Linked DNA regions of Homo sapiens: region 2 is linked to region 1. Evidence: chromatin loops called from intact Hi-C (ENCODE). Cell type or tissue: CD14-positive monocyte. All regions are shown on one strand.

The links. A loop is a pair of places that touch in the nucleus more often than their neighbours do. Peaks named below come from ENCODE experiments on the same cell type or tissue, not always from the same donor. Only the 100,000 strongest peaks of a DNase experiment are listed, where the experiment ranks them.
Region 2: a loop joins it to region 1, with 2.6 times the contacts of the local background. A loop is called at or near these places in 17 of 110 quality-filtered maps.

What each region holds. Positions count from the first base shown.
Region 1 is chr6:43,268,732-43,276,731 of GRCh38, reverse strand. The region is part of intron 13 of TTBK1 (tau tubulin kinase 1); the gene reads right to left. Among named protein-coding and RNA genes, the nearest start is that of SLC22A7, 26 kb to the left of the region's middle. RefSeq lists silencers at 1,195-1,494, 4,402-4,651. In CD14-positive monocyte, no CTCF peak of the experiment used is centred here; a DNase peak (open chromatin) is centred at 461; H3K4me3 peaks cover 2,651 bases; H3K27me3 peaks cover 7,716 bases.
Region 2 is chr6:43,398,122-43,406,121 of GRCh38, reverse strand. LOC105375065 (a long non-coding RNA gene) reads right to left here. Exons shown (of 6, transcript XR_007059585.1): 3 at 3,072-3,181. Among named protein-coding and RNA genes, the nearest start is that of ABCC10, 25 kb to the left of the region's middle. In CD14-positive monocyte, CTCF peaks have their summits at 3,019 and 7,929; no DNase peak of the experiment used is centred here; H3K27me3 peaks cover 387 bases.

The DNA of each region.
Region 1 (8,000 bases):
AGCCAGGGTCTACACTGAGAGCTGGGAAAGGAAGGGGGAGGGTGAAAGAAAGCAGGCGGAGGCGCAGGTTCCTGGAAGGCGTCTTTAATCAGGATTTGGTAGTACACAAGCTCTCCGGATTGTCTGCATTAACATACAGGGACTTAAAAAGGCACAAAATCCCTCGCACAGCGACGCGTGACGGCGGGGCGCCCCCTCCCCGCCCGTGCGCGGCCGTGTGCGCGTGGGTGCGTGTCCGTGTCCCACCCCCGTGGCGGCGCCGCGCGTGTGCGTGTCGGTTTCAAGTGTTGGATTTGTACAGTACTCGCAGTCTAGGGGCAGGGGGCTCAGTGCATGCTTTTCTACCCGGGCCTGGGGCCACCCCCCGACGCCGCTATGTACACTAAGGAGGACGCACCCCGGAGAGAGAGAGGAAGAAAAAAAGCGTCCCATCTTCGTGTGCGTGTGTGTGCGTGTGAGCGTGTGTGTGGTTTTGAGTTTTTCGTGCATGCTTCCGCTGGCCAGGGTCGGGAAATAGTGCAAGCGTATAATACAGTATTATTGCAGTACAAAATGGGGGGTCGAGGGAAGGACTTACGATGGGAGGGGAAGGCTCAGGAATAAACCGACTGGGACTCAGGACCTCCGCGAGGGTCCTCTCGCTAATCCCCTTCCTATCCCTCCCCTACTCCGCCCCCACCCCGCAATTAGAAGGCGTCTCCTTACGCAGGAAGGGGCTCAGCTGGGCCCCGGTGCTGAGTTTCTCTCTCCTACCAGTCCCGCTTCTCCGGGGGCAGGGGCCAGCCCCTCTCCTCGCTCGACACTGAGAACTCTGAGGGCCCGGAGCCCCGCCCCCTCCCCCACGGAAGCCCCTCCGAGCGGGGAGCGGGGTCGACGGAGCAAGTGCAAAGGAAGCAGATGTTGGTCCCTGAGTTTTATTTTCGGGGGTGGGGGTGTGGGAAGAGCTGGAAATGGGGGGGCATGTTTGGTGACCCCCAGGGCCCTCAGTGGTGGGGTGGGGCAGGGGACGCGGATTGGGGCGTGGGCAAAAAGGGGGCTGTTGGGTTGCTCTGAGAGACCTGGGCTCAAAGCTCTGCTCCCCCTCAACTCTGGGCTCTTTGGCATCCAATTGCAAGGCCAATTATTGGGGCGGGGTGGGGGGCAGCCCGACGGGCAGTGAGGTAACGGGAGTCAGGGGTGGGGCGACAGGGCCCTCCGAGCCTGGAGGCTTAGCCGAACGCCTCCGCCTGTCCCCATCCGCACCCCAGCCTGGCAGCACTGAGGGGAGCCCCACTCCAGCCCGCCCCCGCCCCGGGGCCAGGGACCCAAAGGCCGCCAGCCAGCAGCAGGGAAAAGCAAACGAAAACGGGCGCGAAGGCGGGGCGACGGGGGCGGCGGGGGACGCGAACCCAGGGGAAGCCTCGGCGGCGGGGTGGGGCGGGAGCGCGGCGGGGCCGAAGTCCGGCGGGGGGTGCAGGGCGCCGCGGGGCGCTGTGTGGGGCGGGCCGTACATTCGTGGCGCTGGCCGCGGGGGCGGGCGGATGGACGGGACCCCTGGCTTGGGGACCTGCGGGGGTCCGGCTGCGCAGTCCTCGTGCCCTCCCGGCCGGGGCCGCTAGTGCAGGGTCCGGAGAGTGGGCGAAGTGCGCGCAGCTACGGAGGGAGAGTGTGTGAGTGTGGGTGTGAGTGTGAGTGCGTGAGGGCCGGTTAGTGAGTGGCCAAGTGGACCCCACTGCCCGCACCCCCACAGCCTGTGCAGGGAGGGAGGGTGAGTGGTGGGACTGACGGCGGAGCCAAGCGGAGGAGAGTCTAGGAAGGTTGTAGGAAGGAGTCCTGTGGGCTCCATTTCCCCCTCCTCTCCACCCCTTCCCCACCCCTCATTTGGAGGAAGCGGGCACTCAGGCTTGGGGCCTCCTGGGCTGGGACGCCCACTGGATGGTGTGTGGGGAACCAGAGGGATATGGGAGGGTTGTGGCCCTCAGACCTGGAGCCCTTCCCTTAGGGAGAAGGATGCTTGACATTTTCAGGGGCTGACTGTATGGAGGGTGGGCTGGTTCCTGCCCCTTGAGTTGAGTGTGTCCCAGGTCTAAGTGGAGTTTGGGGTAGGGTGGGATGGGGTTCAGGCCCTCCGGAGAGATCTACACTTCCATCCCCAAGTACCACATCAACCCAAGGACAGCAGAGGATACAGCATTTTCCAGGCTCCCCACACACAGCTGGAGTTGCCCCCATCCCCGGTCAGAGCCACACCCTCCCCAAGTATGGTTCCCTCCACTGCCCACTCCATATAAATACATTTACACAGCTCCTTCTGCCTACCCAGGGGCCCAAGGCTCCCCCGACCACTGCCTGAGCAAGACAGCACCACCCCTCCCCAGAAAAAGGGATCTAGGCAGGACAGAAGAGAGAGCGAGTCCGGGTGTCCTGGGACCAGCATGGCTCAGAGGTGCCACCATCCCCCACCCACTAGGCAGGGCTGTGTCTGTTTTCCCCAAAACTGGAAATGCAAAGGGATATCGTTGGGTTCAGGATGTTAGCGGTTGGGATGAGTGTTCAGTGGTTATTGCTGTGACCCAAGCTGCCTTGAGTGTGTGGGGGATGTATATTGAGTTATCGAAAATTTACTAGCGCATTTGTCACGGACCCAGGGTCCTCAGAACATACCCTCTCCCATGGAGAAAATACTAGTCCCACCAGGAGGCCCCCACTCACCACAAAAAGGTCCACTGGCCCCCACACTCATTCAGGCACTTATGCACACCACATGTATAAACACAGCACACACCACACATCCCCACTGGCCAGGTTCGAGTTCCTGGGCAAGAACACTGTCGCCTTTGAGTGCTGCAGCCCTGGACAGAGGGTGGTGCAGGAAGTCCTCAGGCTCACAGTGGTTGCAAAATGAGTTTAGGCCACCTCTGCCTGTAAACCATTTTGGTTTGGTTCATACAGTGATTTTTCTTTTTAAAATTAGATGCCAACAATTAAAAATTGGGAGATTTCAAATAAAAATTAGAAGATAGTGGCAACAATTGGTTGAGCTGAGGATGGTATGGGCATGGGAGTTCCCCTGTTTACCACAGTCCCTGAACCTGCCACTTCCCTGACACTGTTTGGATCTTGTTGATGTACGAGTTGGTGACACCCATTCGGTGTTCACAGATGCCAGTGTCTTCCCCGTCTGTGAGTCTGACCCCTAGGACCTCACCAATCCCACTGAGGTCAGGCTTTGGAGCCCCTGCTTTCTCATGCTAACTCCTCCTCTGCCCACCTGATCCCCAGAGCTGCTGTGGGATGCTTGGGGCCATGTGGGATTGAGGGGTTGGAGGTCTCTGGAGAGACAGGGTCCAGCCATTTTAACCAACCCCAGTACTCTGGAGTGACTCCCATCTGGATGCCACCCCATGGCAAGGTGGGAATGGGAAAGGAAGGAAAATATGGCTTGCTGACAACTCCCCTCTTTTCTATAGACTGAGGAGGGGGCCCACCGCAAAGGACAATCAATCAACCAATACATAGACCAAGATGTTTCACAAACTCTGTCAAACAAGACCTCAGATTATTCGGCATGGGTGGGTTTTTTATATGTTCTGGTAAATAAAATGTTCTGATTAATTTGTTGAATGCAGATAATACTGGGATCTACCTCATAAGCTATCATGAGGTTTAAATGAGTTAATTTTGTAAAGTGCTTAGATCGCTGCCTGGCACATAATAAGCACTGTGTGCCAGTGGCTATTAAATAAAATCACAAATAATTGTAAGCCACCACTAAATGCAGAGTGAGACTATGAAGTGCGAAAACACCACTTTCAAAATACAACAAAGACAGCTGTCTCTTTTCAAAGCTGACCCCGAGGAGGCTACACGCTTTCCCCAAGCAGGGTATCAATCTTGAAACATTCTGGCCTTCTCTTGGGAAATGCTTCAGAAAACAAGAGTGACAATATTGCAGGCTCACAGCATCCCCACCTAGCCTGGGAACCGGAGACCAGCAACTCGACCCAAACCATGTGAAGCTCTGCCGAGCTTCACATGAACTTAATCCAACACAAGTGGCTTAGATGACCTTAACAATCTCCAAGAGTCAAAGCCACCCCGAAAAGATAATATTATTAAGATCACCTGTTAGCTCAGAGCTTTATGGCTTACAAAACACTCTCCCCTCCACCATGGAGGATATACAAAAGGATGTCCCCCTAAAGGACAACATGCTTTGAACCATGGCCTTGCTTTAAAGGACACACCCTCTCCCACAGGTGTCAGTTCTGAGGTGGGGGGTGTGTGTTTGAAAACTCAGCCGCCTTCTCAATGCTGGATCTCCCACTTCCAAAGGCGTTGGAAACAGTAATATGTATGTAATGCTGAAATGAGGCTGAAGCCAGTGCCATCATCTTCAATATTTCACAAGGCACTTTGGGATCTTAGAGTACCTCAGGGTTCTGGTCACTGAGATGGAGCTGTGCTCAGGGTTGAGTAGTGGAACCCTCTAGAAGGGAATGCTGGATCACAGAGTGCTTGGTTTCATCCAACCCCAGATTGGGTGGGGGGGCCCTTGCCCACACTGCTGCTGACTTATGGAGCAGATGGTGGGCAGGTTCCCTTCACTTCACCTCCTGCCACTACCTGGGGTGGATGGGAAGAGGGCAAGAGGAGGTGGCTGGGGGAGGCAGTGCCAGCAGGAGGGGAGTGGGGCCACTGTTCAGCCTCACCCCCTCACCTTTGTGCTTTTTGTTTTCTGTCCCTTCTCAAAGGGTCCACCTTGACCCTCTCCTGCCTACTGCCTGAGCAGGGTGCAAAGCCATCCAAAACAGCCCAGAGGGCAACAGAGGCTTGGGTTTGGGGAGATTCAAAAGTGAGCAGCTGAGATGGGGGTGGGGGTGGGGCACAAGTATTAGAACCCAAATCTGGCTTTTGTTGCCAGATGGAGAAGGTGCTCTTGGCCCAGACATCCTCAAAAATAAATAAATAAATAAATAAATAAATAAATAGACTTACAAAGAAAGATTTTGGGGAAAGGAGTGTGTGACTATGGAGTGGCTTATGTGAATGGTGTGGATGAGCCATACCACAATGGTGGCCCTCTGTGTGGACAGTTTGGCTCCAGGGCACTGCCCACCACACTTATGGCACCCCCAGGCAGGGGCCAGGGCCCTGAGGCCTCTACTCTAACCAGAGACATCTGGGGAATTGATGGGCCAAGCAGAGGTTACAGGGAGAGAGGGGTAGAAGAGTGAAGCTGGGATGAGAGTAGCTACATAGGAAACTACCAATGACTGCATAGACATCTTTCTGGCTCCCTAACACACATGTGCATACACACACTCATACAGCACTGTGCAACTTGCGCACGTGCCAGTCACATTGAGGTCTATGTAAATGGCACTTCCTGGAATTACACAGTGCACAGCCTGAGCATTCATCCATGGCAGCCCTTCCACATGCACAAACGCTCATTCGTAAGCACACTCTTATGCACAAGTGTACGCGCATGCACACAAGCAAACATACAGACACAGTCTCACTGAAATAAACATTTTGCAAATCTTTGGGCCTCCTCCCCTCCCCATACAGGCACGGCCCTTTCTAGTACCCACTTCACTACTACCGCATTCCCCAGGGGAACAGAGGTGCTGGCTGACATGGGCAGGATGAATAAAGGGAAACTTGGGCTCCCTGCAGTGAAGGTTGGGGGCTGAGAAATGGGCAGAAGAGGCAGGCGCAAGCTGGCATCCTGACACTTCCCCACTCCCAAGTGTCCAGATCCCTATCCAACCTGCCTCTCTTCTGCTGTGTCTTCACCACCGCCCTTGGGGCTGACCGAGCACCTACAGGAAGGAGTCACCTTCTGAGAAGGGCAGAGGTGGGGCTGCTCCCGCCTGGGATTTGTCCTGAGACACTGGTTTTGCTGACAAGCACATGGTTTCTCACGTCATCCTTAACAACCACCTTAGCTGCCACTGCTTCTAAGCTGGGTCTCCTCGTTGCTCAGTTCCAGCCTGCCTTGGGAGGTGGATCCCAGGCCCCTCTCATCCATCCTCAGTTCCTGAGGAGCCGAGGACAGACACCCAATCCTACCAGGGAGTGATGGCACAGGTGTCTTGGGGGAGGGGCAGCCTACCATGGACTGAGCCTTCCTGGGGTAAGATGTGTGAGGAGAGAACTCTGTCCTCAATGATGATGGCCTGAGAAAGTCTCGCTAGGTCACAGGGCTCCTCCCCCGATCACTGAGCATTGAAACACTCCCCACCACATTCCAAACCTGGCTGTCCTGGCCTCCATCCATACACAGGGACACACACACACACACACACACACACACACACACACACACACACCATGCAAGGAGGGTCTTGGCCTCCCGCCAGCCCCTCGGGGTGGATCAGACCCAGCCATGCCAAGAGATCACAAATTAAACAGAACAAAGCCCATACCAGAGTGCCTCTGGCCCTGCAGGCCTCATCTCCCTGACACCTCTCTTTCCACTGGACTCTGGACCCATCAGTGGCTCCAGCTGAGCGCCCCTGCCCTGTCCTGGAAACTGTACCACCAGCCCCACCCCTCCCTGCACCATTTGGCTGGCACCTACAAAGGGAGCTGATGGGGAGGTGGGACGGAGACTCTGCTTGGGGTGGGAGTATTACAGTACCTTGGGCCAACGTTCTAGGGGGGCTGTATTGCATGATGGGGTGGGATGGGATGTGTGAGTGTGTGATTATTGCGTCCTGGGAAGGAACCATGGTCCTCTGCCTGCTCCCCACCCCCCCCCACCTGCCCCCTCCAGGAGGGGGGGGGCCCAGCCTAGGTCTTGTGGGTGAACCGGGCCCACACCTGCTGCAGCTGGGACCGCGAGATGCGGAGCACCGAGGGCATGAGTCTGTGGTTGCCAGCAGCGAGGGGCGCGTGGCGCCGGTGGGGCGCCCGCACAGGGCTGCTCTCAGCCGAGCGGCTGCGCTGAATGAGGGAACCGGAGGAGCCCGAGGAGCCGCCGCCGCCGGGGTGAGGGTAATGCTCCGTCTCCAGCGTGGAGGAGGAGAACACGGAGGACGCCAGTCGTCGCAGGGGGCTGTACCGCGGGAGGGAGTGCCCCGAGAGTCTGTCCTCCTCCAACTGAAAGAGACCAAGAAAGTGGAGGGAAAAGAGGTGTCAGGCACAGACTCGACAGCTCCGTCTCCGGGGCCACCCACCGCTCACAGCCCCTGCGGCGCCGGCGTCCCGGGCAAGTGGGCGGGGTCAGGCAGGGTGGAGGAGGGTGCAAACCACCCGCCCCAAGGTCCTGCCTCAGAATCTAGGCTCTGGCCTCCAACGCCCTTCCCCCTCCTCCTTCTCTCTGGAACTTCTCACACTATGGTCTCTGCAAGGAGACCATGGTCACTCACCTCCTCCGAGAAGCCTTCCTGGCTTAGTCCTACCTAGCTCAGGGTTGTTCTGGACTGGGGAACCCTTTCTCTCAGGAACGTGGCTGTGTGCTCTGAGAGAGTTCCTTGCCATGTGTTGACAGCTGTGTGTGGCATGTCTCCCCAGCTAGATTCCGTGCTACTCATTAGGGCTCAGAAACTTTCCCTGTACACCCTCCGCCTTGGCACCCCCGCCCCATCACAGGGAGGTGTTGGGATCGGGGTGACCATGCGGCATAAGGTGGTACTCTAGAGCCCAATTACTCGTGTTTGAATCCCAACTCCACCACTTAAAATCTGAGTGACCTTGAGCAAGTTACTGCACCTCTCTGAGCCTCAGCTTCCTCCTCTGTAAAATGGGGGTCATAATGGTGCCCACCTCAAAGGGTGGTCGTGAGGATTCGATGTTATAAGATGTGCAGTACTTGGAACAGCACCCGCCATGGAGTAAATGCTGTGCTCTTCACTGAGCTATTTTAGTATCTAATTTTAAATCACTCTTCCAAATGAGGGAAGGGATGGACTCGTAGGAGGAGGGGCAAACTGAAGTCATTTCTTGAAAGTGGCTTTTTCCCTGCCCCCTCAAAGTCTGAGCCACCAGGCAGCTTGTGTACAGGGCTGGGC
Region 2 (8,000 bases), 130 kb before region 1:
AGAACAAAGCAGAAGTTGAAATATCTTTTATGATCTGGTCTCATAAGTTGCACTCCATTATTTTCGGAATATCTTACTGGTTACACAAGTTAGTCTGATTCAAAGTAGAAAGAGATTACATGGGGACATGTGTACCATGAAGCAAGAGTCATTGGGGGGCCATCTTGGAGGCTAACAGAGTGATTATATGACTCAGTTAATTGCTCCCTTCCCCCTCTCTTTCCTCAATACTCCATCATTCTTGATATAATTTTATTTCTTGACTTTCTGGATACCACATATTCTTGGTTCTCTTCCTACCTCATTGGTTGCTTCTCAGTTTTCTTTCTCTTTATCCTCTCAACCTCAAAGTGTTAGAGCCTCTTAGGGTTCATTTCCCATCTGTAATGGATGCTGTTGTCCTACTTAGATCTCCTTTACAGGGCTAGTTGTACCCATTCCTCAGCTCCTGTGAGTGTTGGCTACTAATGGGTCATCATTTCCTTCTCCTCTGGAGAATTGCTCTCCACAAAGTGGATCTGCTTTGCCTGAGAGATTAACTACTGCTCTCCACTGCCCCGCAGACCTGTCATTGACTAATGACTAATGACTAATGACTAATGACTAAACGAGGTCAAGTAAAAAAGGCCAATTCCTTGCCTTGGTAGAACCAGCTTTGTGGAATAATTCATGCTCCAGAGTTCTCACAGGATCAAACTAAAGACCATATCTTTGCCTAGCTCTTTCTCCTGTCCTATTCTGTTTCCCTCACTCGTTTTCTCCTGACAGCACTCCCTCAAAGATCACATACACTCGAATCCCTATCTCAGTTCTGCTTCTAGGGATTCTGATCTAAGACACCAACCCACTTTTTTTCTGTTTATACTCATTCCCTAGGCTTCCACTGCTCTTCAAACATACCAAGGGTCTGTGCCACCTCAGAATCTTTCTCTCTGCCTGTCACCCACATCCCCAGATATCTGCATGGTTCAATTCCTCACTTCCTTCAGGTCTCTGCCCAAAGTTCACTTTATCAGAGAGGTCTTCCCTGTCCGCCTTATATAAATAGATGTATATCTCCATCTATCACTCTCTAACCCCCTATCAGATTAATTTTTTCAAAATGCATATTACCATTTGAGACATCATCTATCTACTTTTTATTTGTTTAGTGTCTGTCCCCTCCTCCGCTAGGCTATAAGTTCCATGAGAGCAGGGATTTTATTATTTTTGCTCATTGTCATTTTCCCAGTGCATAGAACAGTGCCTGACACATAGTAATTACTCAATAAATTATTTGTTGAATGAATGAATAAATGGACTCATTAATAGGGGAAACTGGGCCAACCTATAAAAAGCTTCCTTGTTCCCACCTATTCTCCCAACAGCCCTGCAGTGGGAAACTGGGCAAGCTCATAGCAGCAGCTAGAAATACCACTTTTGAAAAATAACAACAATATCTGTACCTAATTGAGTGCCTATTATGTGTCCAATACTGTTCTTGGCACTTTCACACATTAGCTCTAATCTTTAGAACTACCCTGCAAACTGGGTATAGAGCATGGTGGTTAACCAACCAAACTTTGGAGACAACGATTAAAATCTTGCCTCTGCTACTCTGTAACTATGTGATCTTGGGCAAGTTTTTGAGCTTGAAGAGTCCTAAATGTGGTTAATAATAGATCCCACCTCCAAGTGGCCAGCTCCTGGTACTATCACAATGTGTCCATGTTTGTCTCCTCCACCAGAGCAAAGTTCCTGAAAGTAATAACAGAGTCTCTTTCACAGAGTGGGTGGGAAGATTAAATGAGACAACGTATTCAAAAGATCTAGCAAATTGCCTGGAATATATTAGTTGCTTAATAACTCTTACTATTATTATTATACCATTTTTCAGATGAAAAAACACCAGTGATGTGGCTGGACTCCAGGGTGAATGGCCATGTCAGACCCCAGAGATGCTGCATCCTTAACCTTATTCTCCCAGCCTCAAAGATTCCCTAGGCATGGCAGGCTATGAAGCAGAGACACGAATCAAGGTGATGAGGGCTGGGGCATTAAATGGTAACCTGGATGGACAGTAGACTAGGAGGCTCCTCTAATGCCATATCACTGCAGGAGTCGCAGAACGTTGGCACAATTCAGGGAAGTCCCCCTAAGTTGAATTGACAGCCATTTTGATGGGATAGAGACTAAAGGTTGAAGTTAATTTGATTTCCAGAATATGAAGAAATTAGATGTTTTGGGCATGTATAAGTTTATGAACTGAGATTCAAACTCACAATATCAATAGTACAAAGCACTGTGTAATAAAGCCAAGCAATCAGCGCAATGGCTTTTCCTGGAATTCAGAGGAGAGAGATCATTGAGAGCAATCAAGAAAGGTTTCCTGGAGGATGGGACCTGGAACAATAATAGTACTACTAATAACTATTTATGGAGGGCTTGATTCTTTATATATTATTGATATGGTTTGGCTGTATCCCCACCCAAATCTCATCTTGTAGTTTCCATAATCCCCACCTGTCGTGGGAGGGACCCAGTGGGAGGTAATTGAATCGTGGGGGTAGTTACCTCCATGCTGTTCTCATGATAGTGAGTTCTCACGAGATATGATGGTTTTAAAAGGGGCTTTTCCCTTTTCACTCATTCTTCTTCTCCCTGCTGCCATGTGAAGAAGGACACGTTTGCTTCCCTTTCTGCCATGATAGTAAGTTTCCTGAGACCTCCCCAGCCATGCTGAATTGAGTCAATTAAACCTCTTTCCTTTATAAATTACCCAGTCTCGTGTATGTATTCACAGCAGCAAAAAATGGACTAATACAATTACTTCTTTTAAAGTATTCACAATAAACTAGCAATATATGTAAATGTTATCATCTCCATTTCACAGATAAGGAAACTGAAGCTCAGAGAGTGTAAGTAACTTTCTCATTATCATAAAGCTAATAAGTAGTTTGAGTCAGGATTTGAACCTAGGTCTATCTCTGGTCCTATGGAAACATGCCCATGGCCCATCCCTTTCCACACTTGAGTGCCTGTCTTGAAGGATCAAGCTGAAACTCAGCTCCCTCCCCTTGACAGTGACATACCCAGCAATCCCAAGTGGATTCCCACAGCACTTTGATACCACCTCCAAGTGGCCACTTCCTGGAACTCTCACAATGTGTCCATGTTTGTTTCCTCCACCAGAGCAAAGTTTCTGAAAAATCAGAGACATGTCTTATTCGTCTCTATCCTCATCAATTTTGCAGTACTTGGCACTCAGTAGGCATCAAAATATTGAAAAAAATTGATGAAGGAAAAAATAAATATTAAATACTGTGATACCAAAAAGCATCTTTTTGGGGTTTTTTAAAAGTATGCCTTGAGTTTCTCATGATTTTAAACATATATTTGATATGACTTTTTTTTTCTTTTTTGAGACAGAGTTGCCCTCTGTTGCCCAGGCTGGAGTGCAGTGGCGCTATCTCGGCTCACTGCAACCTCCGCCTCCCAGGTTCAAGTGATTCTTCTGCCTCAGCCTCCCCAAGCAGCTGGAATTACAGGTGCCTGCCACTAGGCCCAGCTCATTTTTTGTATTTTTAGTAGAGACAGGGTTTCACCATGTTGTCCAGGCTGGTCTCGAACTCCTGACCTCAAATGATCTGCCCGCTTTGGCCTCCCAAAATGCTGGTATTACAGGTGTGAGCCACCGCACCCCGCCCGATATGACATTTTAATTTCTTTCATGATTCGTGGTATTGTTGGAGAGACATCATTTATAGATATAAGAGGGACTATAAATAAACATATGAAAATGAAAAAGTATGAGATAGTAAATGATAATGCACTAACTTGCATGGATTCTTTAATAATGCAATACAAGTTTAGAAAATATAGAGATTGGTGTGATTTTAGGTGGTATAGGGAAAGAGAACTGAGGACAGCTTTCTGAAATGCTGTATTTGCTAGTTCTCAGTTGCAAGCAACGGAAATAGATTCTGAATAATTTAAGCTACAGAGCAGTTCACAGAAACACTGGGAAACCTGGAGAACCAGGCTCAGAGCCTAAACAGATATAACCACAGCCAAAACTACTCCAAAAGATAGTGTTTGGTGAAGAGTCTGCTGTCCACTATATGCCACATCTCACATCACTGACACCATCAGGCCAGGGACCTGAGCTTGGCACTGCTGCTAGAGCTGCATGAAAATTGGAAGTTGCTGTCACCAGGAACACCCTTCCCTTAACTCTGCTTATTTTCGTTAGTAACTCCAGAGTCAAGGCTAGGATAGCTGCATCTGACTGGCCCAGCCTAGGACAGTGCCAGCTCTGGCCGCAAAGGAGGCTGGGAAAGCACGGATCTGGTGTTTTCAGCATCTCTAGTGATAAGTAGGATCTGCTTCATATAAGATTCTTGGGGTCTTTTTTGTTTGTTTGTGTTTTTGAGACAGAGTCTCGATCTGTCACCCAGGCTGGAGTGCAGTGGTGTGATCTTGGCTCATTGCAATCTCTGCCTCCTGGGTTCAAGTGACTTTCGTGTCTCAGCCTCAGCCTCCTAAACACTTGGGATTACAGGCGCGTGTTACCCCGCCCGGCTAATTTTTTGTATTTTTAGTAGAGATGGGGTTTCACCATGTTGGCCCATCTGGTCTTGAACTCCTGGCCTTAAGTGATCCCCCCACCTAGGTATCCCAAAGTGCTGGGATTACAGGCGTGAGCCACCGTGCCTGGCCTATATACAATTCTTTTTGTCTTTTTCTTTTCTTTTTTTTTTTTTTTTTTTGAGACGGAGTTTCACTCTTGTTGCCCAGGCTGGAGTGCAATGGCATGATCTCGGCTCACTGCAACCTCTGCCTCCTGGGTTCAAGCGATTCTCCTGCCTCAGCCTCCCGGAAGTAGCTGGGATTACAGGCACCCGCCACCATGAGCAGCTAATGTTTTGTATATTTAGTAGAGACAGGGTTTCGCCATGTTGGCCAGGCTTGTCTCAAACTCCTGACCTCAGGTGATCCACATGCCTCGGTCTCCCAAAGTGCTGGGGTTACAGGCGTGAGCCACCACGCCTGGCCTATAAGATTCTTAAAGTGGGAAATTCTCATGGGCTGAGCAGCCTCCACCCCTATCTCCCAAAAAAGAAATGTCTACTGCAGTTGGCCAAATCTAGAGGGCAGGAAAAGGAAGAGGGATGGTTAGACAAGAGATCAAGGAGTGGCCCAGGGCAGTGGAAAGAGCCTTGAGGAAGCCTGGGAGGAGTTTTTGAGGAGGGAAAGGTAAGGTGCTAAGTGCTTTGGAGGGTTCTAGGGAGAGTGGAAGTATTTGGATAGAAAGTGGTGTTCTGTGACCTCACCAAGAGCAATTTTACTCAAGTGTGGAGGTAGAAGCCAATCATAGGAAATTATAGAGAAAACTAAAGTAAAAACATAGAGGAATCTCTCAAAAATATTGGGGACATTTGCCCCTATTAATCATCACGAAGACACAATCCAATGTCATCAATTCATCACTCATTCCATGACATGATTTGGCTGTGTTTCCACCTGTGTAGGGAAGGGAAGTAGAAAGTTGCCAGAATATGCCAGGTGCAGTGGTGCATGCCTATAATCTCAGCACTTTAGGAGGCTGAGGTGAGAGGACTGCTTGAGTCCAGGAGGTTGAGGCTGCAGTGAGCCATGATCAGACCACTGCACTCTGGCCTGGGCAATAGAAAGAAAGAAGAAAGGAAGAAGTGTGAGAAACGAACTCACCCATCCAAACCCAAAGAATGGACTCAGAGACCCAGAGAACAGTGAAAGTGAGACTTTTGATGACAGTCTTGCAAGATTGGGTGTCTGATAGGCAGGTACACCCAGCACAGTTTCAACAAGCAATTTATCCCCTCATGCACAGGTCCCTCTCCCAGTTCCTCATAGGCTGAGTACTATGTGGTCACAGTCTTCCCAGATGTTGCCTATTGATTGTTGGGTAGGGGCTTTAGGTGTTTTTTTGGCGGGGGGCGGGGGTTGTCTTGTGCATTTTATTGCAGCCCACAATGTGTTGCAATCCTAGTTAGCTCAAGGGCTCTTTAAGTATTTGACTTATGACCTAAGTAGCTGGACAGACTGATAAAAACAGACAAAGTAAGCTATTTTGCAGACTAGTAAATTTTTATCTTAAACTTCTTTGGTTCAGGTGAAGACAACTAAGGCAGGTGGGGAGGCTGACAAGCAGGCATTGGCTATCCAAGCAGGGGCCTAGTATATCCTGTTTCTTCTGTAGTTTGCTCACCTAAGCCAATTCAAGGCATTTTGTCTTGGAAATGGACCAGTGTATGCATTATTTCCTTCAATTCCCTCCTCTTTTTCTTTTTACTCCTATTGGTCCCATTTTCACATTTATGTTTGTGTCCTTTGGTTCTTAAATTTATTAGGTACTCCTCTAGGGACTCCTATTGAGTTAATACAAGTGCTGGGGTTAAAATAATTTGTTAGATCTCTCCAACTTCAGTGGCCACGTGGATTCTCGGGAATCTTATGGAATGCCAGGGTGAAGGGAATGGCCACTTGAACTAAAGCACAAGTTCCAGTCCAATTGGACAATAACAAGTTAGAGAGGTTTCTCTTCCCATAGTACCACCAGACATCAGCCTGGGGTATACGAAATGCTGAGTAGTTGCCTTTATTTGACTCACCAGTAATGTTTAGGATGTGGGTACAAGCTGAGAGTTTTCCCACAGGCTTACTGAACTCTGCCCCCTGCCTAGAGAGGCAAGAGGAGTGGTTCATATTCCCTTTGGAGAACAAGGGGATTGCTCTAGGGTCTGATCTCTGTAAGGCGGGAAAGAGCAATGATAGACTTTTGTAAGTCTTATTTCCCCATGCATTCGTGTCCTGGTATAGAGCCAACATGCAACACATTCCGTCGGGATTGGTATCCCATCCTAGGGAAATGGAACCACCTGTGCCTGAGGCTGCCCAGCACAGCATGCGTAACAGTTGGTCTTATTAAGAGCTAGTACTGGCCAGGTGCGGTGGTTCACGCCTGTAATCTTAGCACTTTGGGAGGCTGAGGCAGGTGGATTGCCTGATTCAGCAGTTTGAGACCAGCATGGGCAACATGGTGAAACCCCATCTCTACTAAAATACAGAAAAAAAAAAAATTAACCGGGCGTGGCATTGTGCGAGTAGCTGAGTAGTCCCAGCTACTCAGGAGGCTGAGGCAGGAGAATTGCTTGAACCCAGGAGGTGGAGGTTGCAGTGAGCTGAGATCGTGCCACTGCACTCCAGCCTGGCAACAGAGCGAGACTCCATCTCAAAAAAAAAAAAAAAAAAAGGAGCTAGTACCAAAAATTTGACCCATTCAACAGGCATTTACATCCCCATATTCAGTCTCAATTTCTAAAGTCTGCCTCAAGTCAGTTACCTTAATTATTTTTATTCTCTTAGAGTTATTGTCTGGTGGATTAAAGGAGGTAGTGGGAGGCCGGGTGTGGTGGCTTGCGCCTGTAATCGCAGCCCTTTGGAGGCCGAGGCGGGCGGATCACGAGGTCAGGAGATAAACCATCCTGGCTAACACTGTGAAACCCCGTCTCTACTAAAAATACAAAAAAAAAAATTAGCCAGCTGTGGTGGCGGGCACCTGTAGTCCCAGCTACTTGGGAGGCTGAGGCAGGAGAATGGCTTGAACCCGGGAGGCAGAGCTTGCAGTGAGCCGAGATCGCGCCACTGCACTACAGCCTGGGGGACACAGTGAGATTCCGTCTCAAAAAAAAAAAAAAAAAAGGAGGTAGCGGGACCAGGAGTTATAGTAATCCTGGGTGGGCTCGGGGTGGAGTTGGTGACTAGCCTAAGAGCAAACCGTTCCACCAGATTGCTTCCTGAGATATCTGTTCCTAATACCTACCTCCAAGGTTCCCGGTCAAGAGTAGCTGGGTTGTTTATCGTAATTAATATAGGATTGCATTCTAAATTTCTACAGTTAGGTGGCGTAGGGCCCTTAAACAAATGTATTTTATTCTATAAGGGTTTGTTTTTGGAAGAATGACTCACCCAACTTTGAT